Regions from separate parts of the Homo sapiens genome. Here region 1 is linked to region 2. The links are chromatin contacts, found by Hi-C or POLR2A ChIA-PET in ENCODE. All regions are on one chromosome and are shown on one strand. The core of a region is the stretch at or near the end of the contact, and the rest is flanking DNA. Distances in the headings are between cores, read along the strand shown. Region 1 holds the start of TADA2A (transcriptional adaptor 2A). Region 2 overlaps GGNBP2 (gametogenetin binding protein 2).

Region 1 (4,040 bases), core at 124-2,623, 860 kb before region 2:
ACAAAAACAGACGTCCAGTAAAGGATGCACAGTCAATAGGGACTGATCAACACTCGAAAAAGCACAGTAGGAGGCCGGGTGCGGTGGCTCACGCCTGTAATCTCAGCACTTTGGGAGTCCCAGGTGGGCAGATAACCTGAGGTCAGGAGTTCGAGATCAACCTGGCCAACACAGCGAAACCCCATCTCTACTAAAAATACAAAAAATAGCCAGGTGTGGTGGCGGGCGCCTGTAATCCCAGGTACTCGGGAGGCTGAGGCAGGAGAATCGCTTGAACCTGGGAGGCAGAAGTTGCAGTGTGTTGAGATGGCGCCATTGCACTCCAGCCTGGGCGAAAGAAACGCCATCTCAAAAAATAAAAAAATAGTAGGGCCGGGCGTGGTGGCTCACGCCTGTAATCCCAGCACTTTGGGAGGCCGAGGCGGAAGGATCACTTGAGGTCAGGAGTTCGAGACCAGCCTGGCCAACATGGTGAAACCCCACCTCTGCTGAAAATACAAATATTAGCTGGGCGTGGTGGCCCACGCCTCAGGCACGAGAATCGCTTGAGCCTGGGAGGCGGAGATTGCAGTGAGCCGCGATCGTGCCACTGCACTGCAGTACAGCCTAGGAGAAAAAAAAAAAAAGGCAAAAAAGCACAATATTGCAGTCTGCAGAATCTTCTTTCTCCCCCTTTCACAAGAGACCACATTCTGACACCAACTTCCGTGGAAACACTGGCGCTAGCTCCAAACTAACAATCGCCAAATTCGAATCAGTTACCGGGAGAAGGAAGTGAGGCACTTCGCCGGGCAGGAGTCCACGTTGGGAGGAGGAAAGGCGCAGGCTCCCGAGTTGTGGAGCCAACGTTCAAATCCTTACGGGGTGGGACCGGCCTGGGCCAGTCATTTTACCTGCGCCTCAGCTCTAACAGGGTACTGAAATACCTACTTTGGGGGGCCTGCTAGGAAATTCAAATGGGCAACGCTGGTCAGGGGCATCTGGCACAGTGGCCATTCTTGGTAGAGCTACGCGCTCCAGGGCTGAGCGGGAAATGGCGAGGCCGGGGCACTGGGGCACCGCCCAGACGCGGGGCGGGCCCCCGGGGTCAGGCCCGGCCCCACACCGCCCTCCCCCACAGAGCGGCGAGGCCCGCCGCTGCCCGCCCGCCGGCCCGCCAGCCTGCCGCGTCAAGCCCGCCGCCGGGGCCCGCAGCCCGCGACTCCTCCCCCGCCGCACCTCGTGGCCCCCGCTTCTCCCTAGTCCCGCTAGAGGGGCTCGCGCTCCGCCACCCGCCCGCCCGCCCGCCCAGCGCTGCCTGGCGCCTCACCTCGCCGAGACCCCCTAATCCGCGCCAAAGAGCCGCCGGTCGCGCGCGCCTCCGGGCTTTGCGTGCGCGCCCCCGGGCGGCGCAGTGGCGAGCGCGCCGCGTGCCGCGCGCCCGCCGCCTCCGCCCCTCGGCCGTGGAGGCCCCCGCCGGGTGCTGAGCGCCCGCCACCGCCCTCTTGGCCTTTTCCCGGTCCCCGCCGCGCGCCTGCTGCTGTCCCCGTGCCCGAGGACTGGGAGGATGGGGCTGAGCCGCTTGCCTGACTTTTGATCCGACCAGTAATCACTTTGCCCGTGTGGCGCGTGGCCCGTTGCCTGAGGCTTCCTGGCGCGTGGGGCTGTTTGGTCCCCTCCGGAGTGCGGTGAGGCGGGCCGAGCCGGGACTGCCTGGGTTTGGGGATAACGTTCCCATCTCCACCCCTGTTGCAGCAAGGGAAATTGAGGCTGAGGGAACTGGGCCCAGGGACGGCGAGCCGTGGCGCCTCTCCAGTCCGGGCCCCGAAGGGCTGCTCGTGGATGAACCAGACTGATTTTAAGGGGTGAAGAGGGTGCGTTTCAATCAGATGCTCCTGGAACGTCGAAATTGTCTTCTTTGGAAAGAACCATCCCCTCTTTGGGCTTCAGAGGCCCAAATTGAGGCGCAATGATGAGAGGATGTGGTGGTCTACTCTGATGTCAATCTTGAGGGCTAGGTATGTCCCAAGATCTCTTATTACTGCTGTTAATGATGATTCTAATAGCTACCATTTGTCGAGTACTTATTGCATGCCAGACATTGCACAAAGCAGGTTACACATACGGTCTCATTTAAAACTTGTGAGGTAGGCACCTGTTGTTATCCCTATTTTCCAGGTGAAGAAATCTAGGCACTGACATAAATAACTTGGGATCACACTGCTAGGAAGTACTGGGGAAGGGAATTCAAACCATGGTTTATCTGAACTATATAACTGTTACATCTATTTAGAAGTCTGCCTTTGATAAATTTGCCCAACCTTTTTTTAGAATTCACTTACACTTTATGCCTGTGTGAACCCTTTCATTCTTTTTTGGTATATGCATAATACAAGTTCATTCCAAAAAAAAAAAAAAAAAAAAGCCCTGCCGGGCGCGGTGGCTCACGCCTGTAATTCCAGCACTTTGGCAGGCCGAGGCGGGCGGATCACAGGGTCTGGAGTTCTAGACCAGCCTGACCAACATGGTGAAATCCCGTCTCTACTAAAAATACAAAAAATTACGCGGGTGTGGTGGCAGGCACCTGTAATCCCAGCTACTCCGGAGGCTGAGGCAGTAGAATCGCTTGAACCCTGGGGGCAGAGGTTACAATGAGCCAAGATCTTGCCATTCCACTCCAGCCTGGGCAACGAGAGCGAAACTCTGTCTCAAAAAGAAAAGAAAAGGAAAGAAAAACCACCTCCCACCAGGTTAAATAAATAATTAACATTTTGGTATGTACCCTTCCAGACATTTTCCTATGCATCACATCAATAAATATATGATAGGATATTTTACATTTGATGTATCCTGAAGATTAATTCAACAAATGTTTAGTGAGTAGGCTTGTTGTAGGTGCTGGGAATTCAGCAGTGAACAAAACAAAGTCTCTGCCTCATGGAGCTCATATTATAGTAGGGAAGACTGTCAATAAGCAATATACACATTACTAAATGATAGATAATGCCCAGTAATGTGGCAAGTTTTATGGAAAAATAAATCAGGATAAAAGGATAAGAGTGATATGGGGATTCTCTTAGTTAGGGTAGATAAGGAAGGCCTCTTAGCTAAGGAGGCACATAAATATCTGATCATTTAATGAGAGAAGGAGCAACATGGATTTCTAGAGGGAAACTATCCTAGAAGAGAAGCAGCAAGTGCAGTGACCCTGAAATGGGGATTTGTTTGGCATGGAGAAAGGGCAAGACCAGTGTGGCTGGAGCACAGCAAATGAGAGAAATTAGATGGAAATCAAGGCAGATCATGTATCATCTGGTAAGGTTTGGATTTTATTGGGAAGTGACAGAATATGACGAAGGGTTGAGAGCAAAGGAGTAGCTTTGCTGTAAAAGGATCACTGTGGGCTGGGAGCGGTGGCTCACACCTGTAATCCCATCACTTTGGGAGGCCGAGGCAGGCGGATCACTTGAGGTTAGAAGTTCGAGACCAGCCTGGTCAACATGGTGAAACCTCATCTCTACTAAAAATACAAAAAAAATTAGCTGGGCATTGTGACGGGCGCCTGTAATCCCAGCTACTCGGGAGGCTGAGGTAGGAGAATCACTTGAACCTGGGAGGTGGAGGTTGCAGTGAGCCAAGATTGTGCCACTACACTCAAGCCTGGGCAACAGAGTGAAACTGCATCTCAAAAAAAAAAAAAAAAAAAAAATCACTGTGGCAGCTGTGTGGAGAATGGATGGTAGAAATATTAAAATTGCCCTTTGCCTGGTGAAGTGGTGTGTACCTGTAATCCCAGCTACTCGAGAGACTGAGGCAGGAGGATGGATTGAGCCCAAGTTTGAGACCAGTCTAGGCAACGTATCGAGACCCCCATCTCTAAAAAAATTTTAAATTGCTCTCTAAGGCATAAATTGTCCTTTTACATGGTAGTTGTTCAACAGATAGTTGATTAACATTAGTGTTTCACCTATAGCTGTACAGCTTTACAACCACTCTCAACTTCACATAGTGGAAGTGGGGTCAGTCATTTAGGACATATCTGTGTCTTTGTCATTGAAACT
Region 2 (4,106 bases), core at 983-3,482:
ACCAAACATGGTTAATATTTTGTATTTTTAGTAGAAACAGGGTTTTGCCATGTTGCCCAGGCTGGTTTCAAACTCCGGAGCTCAGGCAATCTGCCTGCCTCGGACTCCCAAAGTGCTGGGATTACAGGCGTGAGTCACCACGCCTGACCCATTTCAATAGCTTTTACCATTCTGAAAGTTTTTTCTTCCATGCATACAGATGAAATGTCCAAATGTCAATTATCCAATTTTCAGGTTTATCAACCCTGACATCTTGTTTCTAGTTTTCCTTCTCAGTCTTATTAATACCTCTAAAGGGGGGTAGCAATAAGTAATAATAAAGACACTTCATGTGTATTAGACATTGTTATAAGCACTTTCATACATTAACTTTATCAACAGCACAAAGCAAAACTGAAGTCAATGGTCTATTTTAATGCTGTAGCTATCAATAATCTGGTGAGGATGACTGAAAAGAGCAAAATATCTAATGAACCATACTGCCTATTGTATTTATTCTAATTAACATGCTCTACTCAAATTTAAAAAAATAATAATAATCCTGGTATTGGAAATCCTGGTCCAGAAAACTATTATAATAAAAGCAATAAAATAGTTAATAGTTCAATTAACTCATATTTTCTGGAATCATCAAAAGGTTTAAGACACACAAAAATTTAACTGTCAAGTCATTAAAAAGGTATAAACTTTTAGAGCCATGTAACTCAACAGAATATTGGAGGTCACTCCAAACCTACCATTTAAGTAACTAATACCTTGATTTATATTTTCATTTGCTTGATACAAATATACACCATTTCACCACATACCAATAGCCGTAATAAAAAATGACAATTATCTATACTGTTTAAAGATCAAAGCTATCAATTTAAGAAACAAAGAATATTCCTTATTTAACCAAATCAAAATCTCTCCAGTCTGGTTCTTAGGCAAAATCCTAAATTCTGACTCAGTATGTATTTATATTCTGATCAACTGTTTTAAAAATTGAAACGGAGATCAAAGAACACATCTAATAATACTGAGACCTGCGAGCTGATTTGTAAAATTTTTTTTTTGAGACAGGGTCTCAACTCTGTTGCCTAGGCTGGAGTGCAGTAGCTCAATCTCGACTCACTGCAGCCTCTGCCTCCCAGGTTCAAGCAATTCTCCCAAGTAGCTGGGATTACAGGCGTACCACCATGCCCAGCTAATTTTTGTATTTTTAGTAGAGACAGGATTTCACCATGTTGGCCAGGCTGGTCCTGAACTCCTGACCTCAGGTGATCCACTCTCCGAGGCCTCCAAAAGTGCTGGGATTACAGGCATGAGCCACCGCGCCCAGCCTAAAATATTTTAATTATATGGATAATACCTGATTTAGGAATTCTTTCTAAGAAGTCAATAAAGAAGCCGGTGGCTCACGCCCGTAATCCCAGCACTTTGGGAGGCCCAGGCGGGTGGATCACCTGAGGTCGTGAGTTCAAGACCAGCCTGACCAACATGGAGAAACCCTGTCTGTACTAAAAATACAAAAAATTAGCCATAGTGGCACATGCCTGTAATCCTAGCTACTTGGGAGGCTGAGACAGGAGAATCACTTGAACCCAGAAGGCGGAGGTTGTGGTGAGCCAAGATCGTGCCATTGCACGCCAGCTTGAGCGACAAGAGCAAAACTCGGTCTCAAAAAAAAAAAAAAGTCAATAAAGAACACGGTTATTTTTAAAAACAAAACTTGTTTCCAATCATTTCATTTTCACCTAATTAGTAGCAAAAATACTAAGATCTAATCTATTTCTATCTTTCCTGGTTTCATCAGCTTGCATACTACTAAATTTTCTCTTGTATTTACTCACTACTCTGGCTGGAGACAATGCACTCAAACTAAATACTCTGTCCTCGCCTTTCAAACACTTAGGACAATGGCTTTTTACCTTACTGTTTTCTGGCCAATCACTATATGCTGTTCAGTGTTTTAAGAGATGAAAATAAAAAGGGGAAGGCAAAGAGGCTAGTAGCACAATTTGTTCTTCATTCTTTAAAACCACTTCCTTAACTTAATCTTGAGATTCTAGGTTACCTAAAGGAAGACAGTCCTGTAAAGTATTTCAGGTGTGGTTTTATAGAGGCATCATTAGCATTCAGCTTCATGAAGAGGTTCCCTACCCATAGCTAGCAACAAATAGAACAAGTCATTGTGCTGCAATTACTGCTTTATAAAGTTTATTGAATCAATTACCCACTTTCACTCTTAAGTATCTGTTCTGGTTTCTCCTGACCACAAAAAAAACCTGTTTTTAGCGCATTCTCACAAGTTCTAACCAACAATATACTAAGTTTGCATTTATTAAAATCACTGTCATTTTGGTTTTACTCCACACAGCTATTTGTAACATCTATCACCCTCAGTAAAATTAACTGTTAAAAGTTGAAAGAAAACATTAAATGCTAACTTTTAACAATTACAAAACATCTAATTCCCAAGTGGATATGCCACCATTTATCATTTTTTTAAAGTGTAAGACATTAAGAACTCTTACCAGATTAATGCTGTACATGCAAACAAGAACAAAAAGAAAAAAAAAACAAAACCCCAAACTCTTATCAGAGTAGTCTATTTAGATTGGTTTAAATTAGGAGAGTAAACTGCAATGCAGAAATGTAACAATCTGGCCGGGCGCATTGGCTCACGCCTGTAATCCCACCACTTTGGGAGGCCGAGGCAGGCAGATCACTTGAGGTCAGGAGTTCGAGACCAGCCTGGCCAAAATGGTGACGCCTCGTCTCTACTAAAAATACAAAAACTAGCCGGGCATGGTGGCGGGCGCCTGTAATCCCAGCTACTCAGGAGGTTGAGGCCCAAGAATCACCTGAACCTGGAAGGCGGAGGTTGCAGTGAGCCAAGATCACACCACTGCACTCCAGCCTAGGTGACACAGTGAGACTCCATCTCGAAAAAAAAAAAAAGAAATATCATAGCAATCTGACAATATGTACCTGGAACTTTACAAAAGGTTCTTATCCTTTGATCCAACCAGTAATTCCACTTCCAAAAGCCTGAGAAAACATTTTAATGCAAAGATTTTTGCATTATTTATGTTCTTACAGTTTATTCATAGCAAAAACTAGAACAACCTCCATGTCCAACAGTGGAAAAATAATTACAGAATGTCATACAACGGAATATTACACAGCCATTAAAAATGTTTAAGAATGACAAGAAAAAATGTTTTCAAAATTACATTTAGTGAAATAAATAAGGACAAAAAGTTACAGAATATATTAACTGTATCTGTGTGTCTAGGACTGAAATTACACCAAATGTGCTTATCCCTGAGAAGCATGACTAAGGGTAATTTGTTTTGTAGTTATTTTTCAAGATTTTAGAAGGAATATATATTTTGGCCGGGTGTGGTGGCTCACACCTGTAATCCCAGCACTTTGGGAGGCCGAGGCGGACAGATGACCTGAGGTCAGGAGTTCAAGACCAGCCTGGCCAACATAGGGAAACCCCCATCTCTTCTAAAAATACAAAAAAATTAGCTGGGCGTGGTGACACGCACTTGTAATCCCAGCTACTCAGGAGGCTGAGGCAGGAGAATCACTTGAGCCTGAGAGGCAGAGGTTGCAGTGAGCCAAGATCAGGCCACTGTACTCCAGCCTGGGCGACAGAGCGAGACTGTGTCTCAAAAAAAAAAAAACTTTAATTCTTCAGATTTCTCTAAAATCAAATATGTATTCTATCTGTTATTTTATAATTGTAGTAACACTGAACAACATTTTAGCCAGAGTATAAAACTTTCTTAAATATTTCACCATTCCACCAACTTATTTGGAATTTTCTCAAGTACACCTACATCAGCCCTATCCTATACTCAGGTGTTCAAACTCACTGAACTACCATGGGAATCTTCTAAACATGGACACAACATATCACATAAAAGAAGAGGCTATTTTTTTTTTTGAAACGGAGTTTCACTTTGTCTCCCAGGCTGGAGTGCAGTGGCGCAATCTTGGCTCACTGCAACCTCCGCCTCTGGGGGTTCAATCAATTCTCTTGCCTCAGTCTCATCAGTAGCTGGGTCTACAGGCACACTCTACCACACCCACTGATTTTTTTGTATTTC

The links. A loop is a pair of places that touch in the nucleus more often than their neighbours do. ChIA-PET counts read pairs that join two places held with the same protein, here RNA polymerase II (POLR2A). Pooled maps may share reads with other maps.
Region 1: a map with no recorded cell type shows a loop between it and region 2 (4-fold over the local background). The contact joins the promoter of TADA2A here to the enhancer-like site in region 2. A Hi-C loop is called at or near these places in 1 of 168 maps with a recorded cell type or tissue (gastrocnemius medialis), 4 of 37 single-sample maps with no recorded cell type and 9 of 50 pooled maps. POLR2A ChIA-PET finds 5 or more read pairs at or near these places in 6 of 52 experiments (Caco-2, HCT116, MCF 10A and 3 more).

The regions. Positions count from the first base shown.
Region 1 is chr17:37,404,219-37,408,258 of GRCh38, reverse strand. It overlaps TADA2A (transcriptional adaptor 2A), which reads right to left and starts at 1,373. Exons shown (of 16, transcript NM_001166105.3): 1 at 1,310-1,373. It overlaps ACACA (acetyl-CoA carboxylase alpha), which reads left to right and starts at 1,423. Exons shown (of 56, transcript NM_198834.3): 1 at 1,423-1,997. The coding sequence starts at 1,960. RefSeq lists an enhancer at 1-241.
Region 2 is chr17:36,548,782-36,552,887 of GRCh38, reverse strand. The region is part of intron 2 of GGNBP2 (gametogenetin binding protein 2); the gene reads right to left. Among named protein-coding and RNA genes, the nearest start is that of GGNBP2, 5.9 kb to the right of the region's middle. Within about 2 kb of position 2,232, at least 2 of the 41 ENCODE cell types and tissues checked have a DNase peak (open chromatin) inside an H3K27ac peak, as active enhancers do; they include OCI-LY7, where a contact is called at or near this core.